2 separate regions of the Homo sapiens genome follow, and region 2 is linked to region 1. A link is a loop called in an ENCODE intact Hi-C map of the cell type or tissue named here. Cell type or tissue: IMR-90. All regions are shown on one strand. Each heading gives the region's core, and the rest is flanking DNA. Links, peaks and the distances in the headings are about the cores only. Region 1 has its middle 690 kb from the start of CDH6. Region 2 overlaps CDH6 (cadherin 6).

Region 1 (5,394 bases), core at 332-5,331:
CCTCCATGTATAGACACCCCCTATGAAATTTGTTTCAGTTAAACACTTTGAAGACCATTTGTTTCATGCTGGGCCTTTAACTCGTATATCATCCATGTGAATTTATAAATCAGTTTCTTTTATGTATCTTTAATATACAATATGTGATATGAATGATGATCAACTGGGAAACAAATGAACTGTTTACTAAATACAGTATGTGAGATTAGTTCCCAGACTCAACCCTCACATCTTGACTCTACAAATGCCAAGAAAATGTAATGTTTGCAAAAATGTTGAGTTCAAATTCTTAGGTAAGATGAAAATCTCTCCTATTATTAATTTATATCAATATATATGACTTTGTTGACGTGGGCTGGCATTCAACTTTATTTTTAACACTGAGACAGTCTACCAGTAAAGTTAGTTACTGCCATATACTTAGGTGAGAAAAGGTGCTACTACTGAGATAAGGTTAACTGAATATGGGCTTTCAGTTTAAATATTCTCATTTTCATAGCTCTCTATCTATTACATTTTGTTATGATCAATCTAAAATTTATCTAAGAATATTATTTATTTATTTATTTTTCTTTTTCAAAATGTTACCTCTTTCTAAGCTTGGTATGAGCATGCATAATGACCAGATTTCTTAAGGTCCTACAATTCTTGTTTGTTTCTTCCACATTTATGTAATTAATGGGCCATCAGGTACTCCCTGTAAGGTTTTAGTAGATGTAGCATTATTTTCCCAGGTCCAATATTTGCAAAGCAATAAGCAGTTTATTGGCAATTTCTAACAAGAAACAATTCCTAAAATGTTTATATATTTGGTTCATGGCGATAGTTGAGATCTGTTTGGTATGCACAGCCATTAATATTTTCATAGCCAGGCACGAATAACAACTGTTGAAAAGAGTCTGCCAAAACAGGTTATGTTTTAGCTTAAGAAATGAGACTTATAACTGAGACAGCAAATGGCCTTCAATTAATGTTGAAGTATTTAATTTACATTTTTGTCGTATTTATTATAACCTGTGAACTATAATAATGATGACTGATGCTTTATTGAAGTCTACCCTGTGTCAGATGTTTATTAAGTGTTGTTTACATCACCCTGTTTAAATCTACTATTTTAGCATATATACTAATGAAATCCCCAATTTTAGGAAAAGAAATCAAAAGATTAGAGTAGTTCAGTAGTTCAGTAACATGCCCAAAATCATACAGCTGGTAAATGGTGGAGAAATATTTCAAATTAAGCCTGTGATAACCCAGAATGTCATAGGTTCTCATAAGCACTTACTTAGACCTTTCCATATGCTGGTAAGTTAAGTTGTGGCATAATCATAAAAATATTAACATAATAATTTGGAGCGCATTTGACCAGAATCAAGGTAGTTAGGTAAGTATTAAATATATTAGACACATAATTTATTTTTATTCCATGTCAGACAAATAGAAATAAAAGAATAAGAGAACATCCTAATTGAAAAATAATCAGTATTCTTTCTAGCTGTGTCAATTTTTCATTACTATTCAAATATTCTTTTTCAAATTGTAATATATAGGTCATAGATAGCATTTGCTATTTCTATAGAACTGCAAGTTGCTGCCTCACTTTTTTCTCCTCTAGCTGTTTCATTTCTGGAATAAAGGTCTTTTGCAATATCAAGATCATCTCATATTCATTAGAAAAAACATGTGATATTGTAAATGTCATTTATGTCAGCAGCAAGTTATTTTTTTTTCTATTTGCGCTTATGTAGGGCTTTAATTTATCATGTCATCTACCATCTGGTTCTCAGGATAGATTTTTATTACATTTTAATAAAGAGCATATTGAAGAAAGTAATTTTTGTTGCTTAGTAAAGTATGCAAGCATTTACTTTTTTTTTCCTGGTAACCTTTCATTGATAATTATTTGTCATTTAAACTTTTGGTTAGCCTATTTTATGTTACATAGAAAACCCATGTGAAGGTCTTTGAAGTATGTTTAGAGTCATATAAGAGACCATATCAGATACAAAACATCTACTAGATAAAAGTTATTTATTTAATATTTCAAATTTATTTTATTTTTATCTTTATGAATCTTGGAATAATTAAATATGTTTGGAGGGAGAAAGATGTAGTGAGTACATCCTAGCACATTTTCCTTAGATATTTAAGAATTTTTTTCAAAGTTTTTTTCAGCCAAAGCATAATAGTCCTAAAAGAGAAGGCCTTTTCCAAATCCATTACTTATTGTTCCCCTAATGAGAATAATCAATATTGACTCACCCCAAAGGAATCAGGATTAGATCATCTCTTTGACATTGGAATTTCCTGTAAACAGTAACTCCATTGTGAACAATCTATGGATGGATTCACAATTCTAAAGTAGGAGTTTAGTCACTGAAGACCAGCCATATTTTATTTTAATGCATCTTCTTCTATTATATATTATTGGCTTATGAAAAAGCGTGTGTCAGGGTCTTTTTTGTACCTAGAAAATATTCATTATAGCATTTCTGGACCCTAATGCAATGTCATCTTTTCTACACAGATGAAATGTCTGGTATCTCTATATTCTGAACTTCAGTCTTCCCCAACTGTGAGGACAAAACAATTATCTAGTTAAGGAAAAACACCAACAAAAGAAATATGAGCAACATTCAGAGGCTGCCTTGGCTTTATTTTTATTTTTCTAAAGGTAAAGAAACCAAAAAGAGAGCTCAATCTCTGGAACTTCTGATACATTTTTCATACACTTCTTATTTGCTTTCAGTTCTGGAATACCGTGAGACAGTCAGATAGACATTGGTGAACCTTTGATCTCACTCTATTTAATTAGGGAAACCAACAGGATCTTTTATGTTTAGAGGCCAGCGATGTGTAAAAAGCCATGTATAATGTGAAGCCTGACAAATTGTGGTGAGTATTTTTGGACAGCAGACTTAGCAGTCCCTTTGTTGTCTGTGCACTGTCAGCTTTTGACTCAAAGAGAATGGATTAACATAAAAAGAGAATCCTCCATCATTCCCCGGGCATGCCTGGAAAGCATGAATCTGCCTCTTTTGATTTTTTTTTTTTCAGAGCTAGGTCAGGTACAATATAAAATCATCTACAATTTATAGCTTTCAACTTCTTTTTTAAATGGCTTTAGATAGGCAGCTACTCAATGCCTCAGTTTTTCCTGAGATAAAACAATATCTATCCCCTCTGTATCTTATAGTAGTCTTCCAAGGATTAATTCATTAGTGAATTTCAATTACTTTCTGTTCCTCAATTACATTATCACATATTACAATATATTAGATTTAACTTATACATAACCTCCAGGGGAGACATGAAAACCACTCTTTTTAGGAAATTTCAATACAAGGTATAACTTTAAAGTAATGAGTTTGACTTTTTTCAGGTAAAGAGAAGTGTACGTGATATTTACTTTTATGGTACCTGAAAACTGCAGGCAGTACAGCTGTTTCAGCCCCTCGTAATCACTGTTGAAAGATTCAGGATCTGAGCTCATATGGTCCTTGAAGTCAGGCAGCTTTATGGCTTGGTCAAGCTGAGATTTTATAATCTTTGTCCTTGCAAGCTACCCTGTTCTCTGGTCTGCTCTCCCGGGGACACTTCCCATAACACCCCAGGATGTTCTGCTCAATCCCTCCGTTATTGCCAAGGAGTAAATGCTGTCTCCAAAACACTGACAGGACCTAGCGGCCTCATTCCCTGGAATGGCCTGGAGACTCCCTTTAATCTTTCAATGGACACAATGCTTAAAGTTCAGATTTTTTAATAATACTTTCAAAAACTCCACTTGCAATAGAGTCAAAAATCCCACCTCTGTCTTCAATCTAGGTAACTTCACTATCATGCAGATGACTCTTCCCCAACCATAGTTTTTATCTGTGATTTATTTCAGCACCCTGTGCTGTGAATGCATATGATCCTTGCAGAAGTAAGGGAAAAAAAGCTTGATATTGATCTTGACTACATGTCACTTCTTTTGTACTCTTCTCTCCCTCGGTTTCCAAACCTAATCGAAGAGAAGCAAAATAGGTGAAGACTCCTTTTGTTACAACGCATTAGAATTTCATGTTATCCAACCTTGGCTCAGCTTTCCATGATGTGTGCAAACTGCCAGCACTTTCTCAGGAATTTCTACACATTTGCTTTCTTGACAAACCCTATCCTCCAGCCACACCATCCTTGCATAGCTAGAATTTCTTACTACATTTACATTGTTTCTCCTTTTTCACTATTATTATATCCCCAATTTATTTTCTGTAATATTATTTGTGATACCCTCTTCATCCCCAACTTCTGTTGCCTTTCTCCATTAAGTATTCTTGGCTTCTTTTATACTTTTACATTTTTAAAAATAATTGTCTCTGCTTACATTTTGCCCAAATTGATGTTATTTAGTTCAAGTCAATGTGTATTTTTCAACACTCAGTGCAAGAAAATAAATTTCTTATGTATCATAGGATATACAAGTAACTCAGAGTATTAAAAAGTCTTTTGTGGATCTGGCTTACACATTAAACAGGACTTACTTCCTTTCTACATCTCTGAATATCTTGAAATACTAACGGTATATTTTGTATTTCTCCTAAAACACTTATTATTCTTTGGCTTTAGGCCCTATCACAAAGTGGAACTATACTGAAGGTCAATAATGACCTTCCTTGTACAATACTTTAAGCTCTCTCTTTGAATAATATTGTTTTAAATTATCTCTCTACTGCATGTGACACTATAGGAGAAAGGTTATATTTAGCACGACAGTTGACCCTTGAACAACCTGGGTTTGAACTGTGTGGATTCACTTATACACAGATTTTCTTCTGCCACTGCCACCCTTGAGACAACAAGACAATTCCTCCTCTTCCTCCTCCTGAGCCTATTCAACAGGAAGATGATGAGGCTGAAAACTTTTATGATGATCCATTTCCACTTAATTCACGGTAAATATATTTTTCTTTCCTTATGATTTTTGTAAAAACATTTTCTCTCTCTAGTTTGCTCTATTGCAAGAATGCAGTATATAATACACATAGCATAGAAAATCTGTGTTAATCAACTATTTATGTTATTTGTAAGGCTTCTGGTGAACAGTGAAATATTACTAGATAAGTTTTTAGGGAGTCAACTGTTACACGTGGATTTTTTTACTGTGTAGGGAGTGGTACTCATAACCACCTAACCCTCTATCCCCCACGTTGTTCAAGGGTCAATTGTTCTTTTTTTTTTCTGAAAGGGTACACATTCTTACCTTTTTTTTTTTTTTTTTTTTTTGACACAGGGTCTCACTCTGTGCCCAGGTTGGAGTGCAGTGGCATGATCATAGTTCACTGCAACCTAGACTTACTGGGCTCAAGTGATCCTCCCATCTCAGCTTCTCCTTTATCTGGGGCTACAGGTGCA
Region 2 (5,394 bases), core at 183-5,182, 730 kb before region 1:
ATGGATTGACTGAAAAAAATGGAATTTTTCTAACTTTGGGCTTGAAAGAATGGCATACAAGGCAAAAAAAAAAAAAAAAAGAAAAAGGAATAGAAAAGATGAAATTATATGGTATCATAAAAATATATTTAAACCCTAAAGAAATTGATTATATGGTAGTAGGATCTAGGATTGAATGGGTGATTCAAAAATTTTCTTCTACCCCATGGTCTTCTCAGCTGGATATTTGGCAACTCGCTCAGTATCTCAAAATCTAAAATAGGTTGAACCATCTATTAATTGATGATATTGAGTACAGTATGGCAAACTCCCTCACCCCCACAGGGAGGCCTTCATATTACACACTTGTGGATAATGGAGTGCTTGGGGACAGGATGCTTTGAGTTACTTAGGCTAATAGAGCAAGAAATTAATTTTAAAGTAGCTTCAATATCATAAAGAGTATATATGTATGTATGTATATGTGCAAACCTATATACACATGCATATGTGCATGCATGTATATATGTATGCATATGTGTCATGCATATGTATGTATATGTTTATGTATATAATTTGAGCTAATCAATATAATAATAGAGGCCTAAGAAAGAAGGTCTGGAGCCTAGAAAAGAAGAAAGGTCTATTTTTATAAAAACTGATGAAATACTTGTGGTAGGGAGTGAGAAGAGTCACAGAAGAGAAGCAAAGAAGTGGAAAGGAAGGAATGTGGACATTCTATGATTTACAGTGAGAACCTGGTGGTGGAGTGGAGGTGGAGATGGGATTCCCCACCTATCAGCTGTATAGGATGCTGAATGGCAAGTATGAGGAAAATGGCATCTAGTTATTAGTAACACTCTTTTAGGGTAGTTACTCTGTGGATACCTTCCCATTATCAATCTCTGATGGTTTTGCTAAATATGACTTAATTAGCAGACATACACTCCATATATGTGATAAGATTCTAAAATGGTGACACAGTCCATGAATAAAACCAGAAAAAGTCTTTTAAGATTTTATCCCAGTTTATAGAAATTTACAGATTTACAAATTTTCTTTTCTGGTACTATTTTAGCACAATTTTTGCATGTACTTAAACATCTAGTTTATCATCAGTTCTTGTTACAACATCAGGCAAGAGTAACATGTTAATAAAGAATAAAAAAAACCTTTAAATACAATTGTTATGAGGCTACACATTTAAATATTTTCAGACTTTAAAATTTGATACTTAGTCAAAGTATTAAGAACACACTTTAAACAGAAAAACATTATGAAAAAAATGTATTTGAGATATAGACTATTATCACAATTTTTCATTTGTTCAAAAGCCATCAGAATGGAACATGTAATAATTCAATCATTCACTGAGAATTATCTTTTGAGTTCCTAACATGTCCTGCCTCATGGAATTTACGTTCTAGTAGAGGAGACACACTCGAAGCAAGTGAATGATAGTCAGGTAATATATTTTTGAATCATTGGTGAGGCCTATGGAGGTAAAGTGGAATGGGTAAAGGGATGCTGAGTAGTAGAGAGTGAGGCGGTGGGTGTTTTATAAAGTCAAGGAGGACCTCTCCGTGAAGAAACTGGAATCATGACAATGAGCCAGTCATGGGAAGAACTGGCGGAAGTTTCCAGTAGAAAAAACAGCAAATGTCGTAGCCACACAGGAAAGAAACTTTCAATGGTCTTAATGAAGCAAGGTCAGAGTAAGTGAATTAGAGTAAGAGATGAGATGACCAGAAATTTTAATGAGTAATGATAAGCAATAACAAGGAAATATGATAAGCAAAGTTTTTGTTTTGTTTTTTTTTTTTGAGACAGAGTCCCACTCTGTCATGCCAGCTGGAGTGCAGTGGCATGATCTTGGCTCATGGCAACCTCCACCTCCCAGGCTCAAGCGATCCTCCCACCTCGGCCTCCTGAGTAGCTGGGACTACAGGTGTGCACAACTATGCCCGGTTAATTTTTGTATTTTTTTTTTTTTTGTAGAGACGGGGCATTGCCATGTTGCCCAGGTTGGATAAGTAAAGTTTTTAAAGCTTTGATTAAAATGTTTGTAATTTATCTCTCTTCTCTTTTAGCTTTTATACTTTATTTTTTTGTGTAAAATATGCTCCTTATAATATATACTCTCTGTATGTGTATATGTGTGCATTTGTGTGTATATGTGTGTGGATGTGTAACATGTGAAGGCGTATGTGCATATATAAGTGTGTTTATAGAGATATGTCTATGTACGCGTGTGTGTGTATTTGTATATTCAGTTGTTCATTGCATGGTAAGAAACAGCATGATATAGTGAACTTTGGGCTGCCTGGGTTTGCACACTGGCTCTTCCATATTCTAGCTCTGCAACCTTTGAAAGGTTATTTAACTTCTCTGTGACTCAGTTTCTTCATCTGTACAACGGGGAGTATTAAAGGACCTATTTTGGAGGAATGTTGTGAGGATGAAATGAATTAATATATGGAAAACTCTTAGAACAATGCCTGGTGTATGGTACATGTGGCAATAGCATAAGTGCCATATAAGTGTTGCATTTATAATTTCCTCAACAGATAACATTTTATCCAAATGAATAGATGATATTGTAATTAATAATTCCAAGTTACATTCTCACAAGCAAAACCAATAACTAAAAAGCCTGACTTGATATGTTTTCATTGGCCACTCAAATCCATTTGCTTTGCAAACTTGTTTGAACTTTTCTTTCTTTTCAGAATATTTTTAGCTTAAAGAGGAAACTACTTATGTTTCTAAATTGGGACAGTTAAATACTCCTGTCCTGGACCGAGGGTGCAGCCAAAAACGTTTTGTAGAGATTAAGGGTGCATTAAACGTATGTCCACTTGAGGGAGCTCTAAGATTCCTCCAAAGCCTGGGTCTTAGAGTCTAACCAGGCTGGAGGCAGCACCTATGACACTGGGTTGGGTTAGTGGAAGAAAAATGTGGAAGAAAAATTTAAAACGTCCAGAATGAAAGCTTGGAAAATAAAGTGCAGGGTAGTAAAACTGATAATTATTTTACTGTTTTCCAGTTATGTATTTAATTGAGGGGAACAGAAACACTTTTTTGAGAACTTCAAACGGCTCAGCTGGAAGCACAGGAATTAGCATAAAGTGAAATATTTATGGGAGCTTAATACTGTTTAAGACTCATTTTCTCCTTGCCTTAAGACATGAAGTCAAATTAACCATTTCTAATTAAAGAGTGAGAAACAAAGTAGTGTAAGACCAGAAGTAGAAGCTAAATGGTGATGCCTAAGTTGTGAAGTCTGAAACAGTCACTTGACATAGAGGTCAAGAATGGGAAGATACAAAATAATTCCTGCAGAACAAGAGAAACAAATCAGGGTGATTTGAAAAGAAACATAATTATAGTAGGCTTACTCTACTCCTTAAGTGAATATTTTTCTTCTAAGAGCAAAGGTCTAAAACTGGACATGGTAATGCCCTTTTATCTCTTTATGTTAGAGGCTGAGCTACAGAGGAAGTGCTATGGTTTGAATATTTATCCCCTCCAAAACTTATGTTGAAATTTAATCCCCAGTGTGGCATTATTGAGACGTGGGACCTTTAAGAGGTTCATGCATGGATTAATGGATTAATGAAATAGTGGGTTAATGAATTAGTGAGTTATCATGGGGAGTAAAGCTGGAGGCTTTATAAGAAGAGGAAGAAAGATCTGAGCTAGCACACTCAGCCTCCTTGCCATGTGGTGGCCTGTGCCACCTTGGGACTCTGCATAGAGTCTCTACCAGCAAGAAAGCCCTCACCAGATATGTCCCCTTGACCTTGGACTTCTCAGCTCTCCAAATTGTAGAAATAAATTCCTTTTCTTTATAAATTACCCAGTTTCAGGCATTCTGTTACGAGCAACAGAAAATGGACTGAGACAGGAAGCGTCCATGAAATATTCAAAATAAGCTGGAACTGCTTTAAATATGATTCATGGGAATTCTGACCCCGCCAAACAGTAATCTGTTAAGGATACTAAAAAGGAAAGAAATTCCCAAAGGGCAAGGAAGACAAAATCCTGGGAATTTCAGGCCAGTCTTTTTCTCCTTATTGCTAAACCACTATGGAGATACGCAATGATTTGATTAAAATATCAATTTTATGCACATAATTTAATTTTAATTGCATCGTGAGTAATCTGTTAAAAAGAGTTTGAACATTTGGCCTCTAAATCATTATAGGCTGAATCACCCTAAGATGAAAATAAGGCAGTGAAGACTGTTATCCAGAAGAAAAGAAAAATATTGCATTTGAATATACTTTCAACAAATGAAAACTATAATTAAAATATAATCATGTGATTAGAAGAATATTTAAAAGAGCATATTGTGTTTCCTGCATATTTTTATATGTGTAGGTTTTACATTTTAAAGAGTTTGTTCGTCTTAACATGGATTTAAGCATTTTGCATAAAGATTCACACTAATCTTTTCATTCACAGTTCATGAAGTCCCCTACAATTGTTTATTAATTAGCATATAATATTTTTACCTGGATGCTATACTGTATTGTTTAGCTTCTTTTGTATACATCTCTAATTTCTCTTTAGAATTATTTTGAGTTTGATTAAACTCAATGGATTTGTTGTTCTACTTGAGGACACAATCAAGATTATTCTGCAGATGGTTTCTAAATCATAGGTTAGTTTTTAAAAAAATAGCATTTTCATTTTTGCACGGAGGATTTGTTTCTCTTTGCTTTGCCTATAAGTTTCTTTTCTCATTTTTCACTGAGTACATTACTCATGGTCTTAAACATCTTCCGCTGCTTTCTTAAAGATGCAACAGGAAGATACATCTGTAGAGGAGGCCTAATGCTTCTGAATTCTCTGTTAATAAATACACTGGAAGTGTATTTTAACGGTGTTTAACATAAATACTTTAATACATACTCTCAGAGACTCTTTTTCTAGTAAGTGAAGGAAAATGAGCCAGACTTTTAAAAAAAGATATTCTCTGCCTGTGATGGTTATACAGACAAACCTGTGTATGATCCCCTAGTGAGTTCTCTATGTCTTTGGAGAAGTCATCTACAGGACAGAGATGACTTTTCTCCCATGCAAGTTAAGTTGATCTTTTAATTTGCAATGGTAGACCCTAAATATCACCTTGAGTGAGAACCTGCAGGAATTCAGAGGCCCTCAACTTCTTAACTGCTGTGTCTAAATTGGGACTTCAGGGCTCTTTCTGTGCCAAAGAGAAAGCAAATTCTCTTCAACTGGGATATTCTGCAAGGAGCGGAATCACTGTTATTTTGACTTTGTTGTTCAGACACGCCACAGTGGCAGCAGAAATAGCATCCGCCAATTAAACGCCCATACAGCATTCAAAGGATATGGAAGATAGAATTTAATTATGAAACAGATGACACTACTCAATCTTAATTGTCA

Evidence for each region. Peaks named below come from ENCODE experiments on the same cell type or tissue, not always from the same donor. Only the 100,000 strongest peaks of a DNase experiment are listed, where the experiment ranks them.
Region 2: it touches region 1 in a loop (2.1-fold over the local background); 2 of 110 quality-filtered maps call a loop at or near these places.

The regions. Positions count from the first base shown.
Region 1 is chr5:30,502,661-30,508,054 of GRCh38, reverse strand. No RefSeq gene overlaps it. Among named protein-coding and RNA genes, the nearest start is that of CDH6, 690 kb to the left of the region's middle. In IMR-90, for the core only: no CTCF peak of the experiment used is centred there; a DNase peak (open chromatin) is centred at 2,304.
Region 2 is chr5:31,229,923-31,235,316 of GRCh38, reverse strand. All of the region lies in intron 1 of CDH6 (cadherin 6), which reads right to left. Among named protein-coding and RNA genes, the nearest start is that of CDH6, 39 kb to the right of the region's middle. In IMR-90, for the core only: a CTCF peak has its summit at 2,842 (motif pointing right); a DNase peak (open chromatin) is centred at 2,866.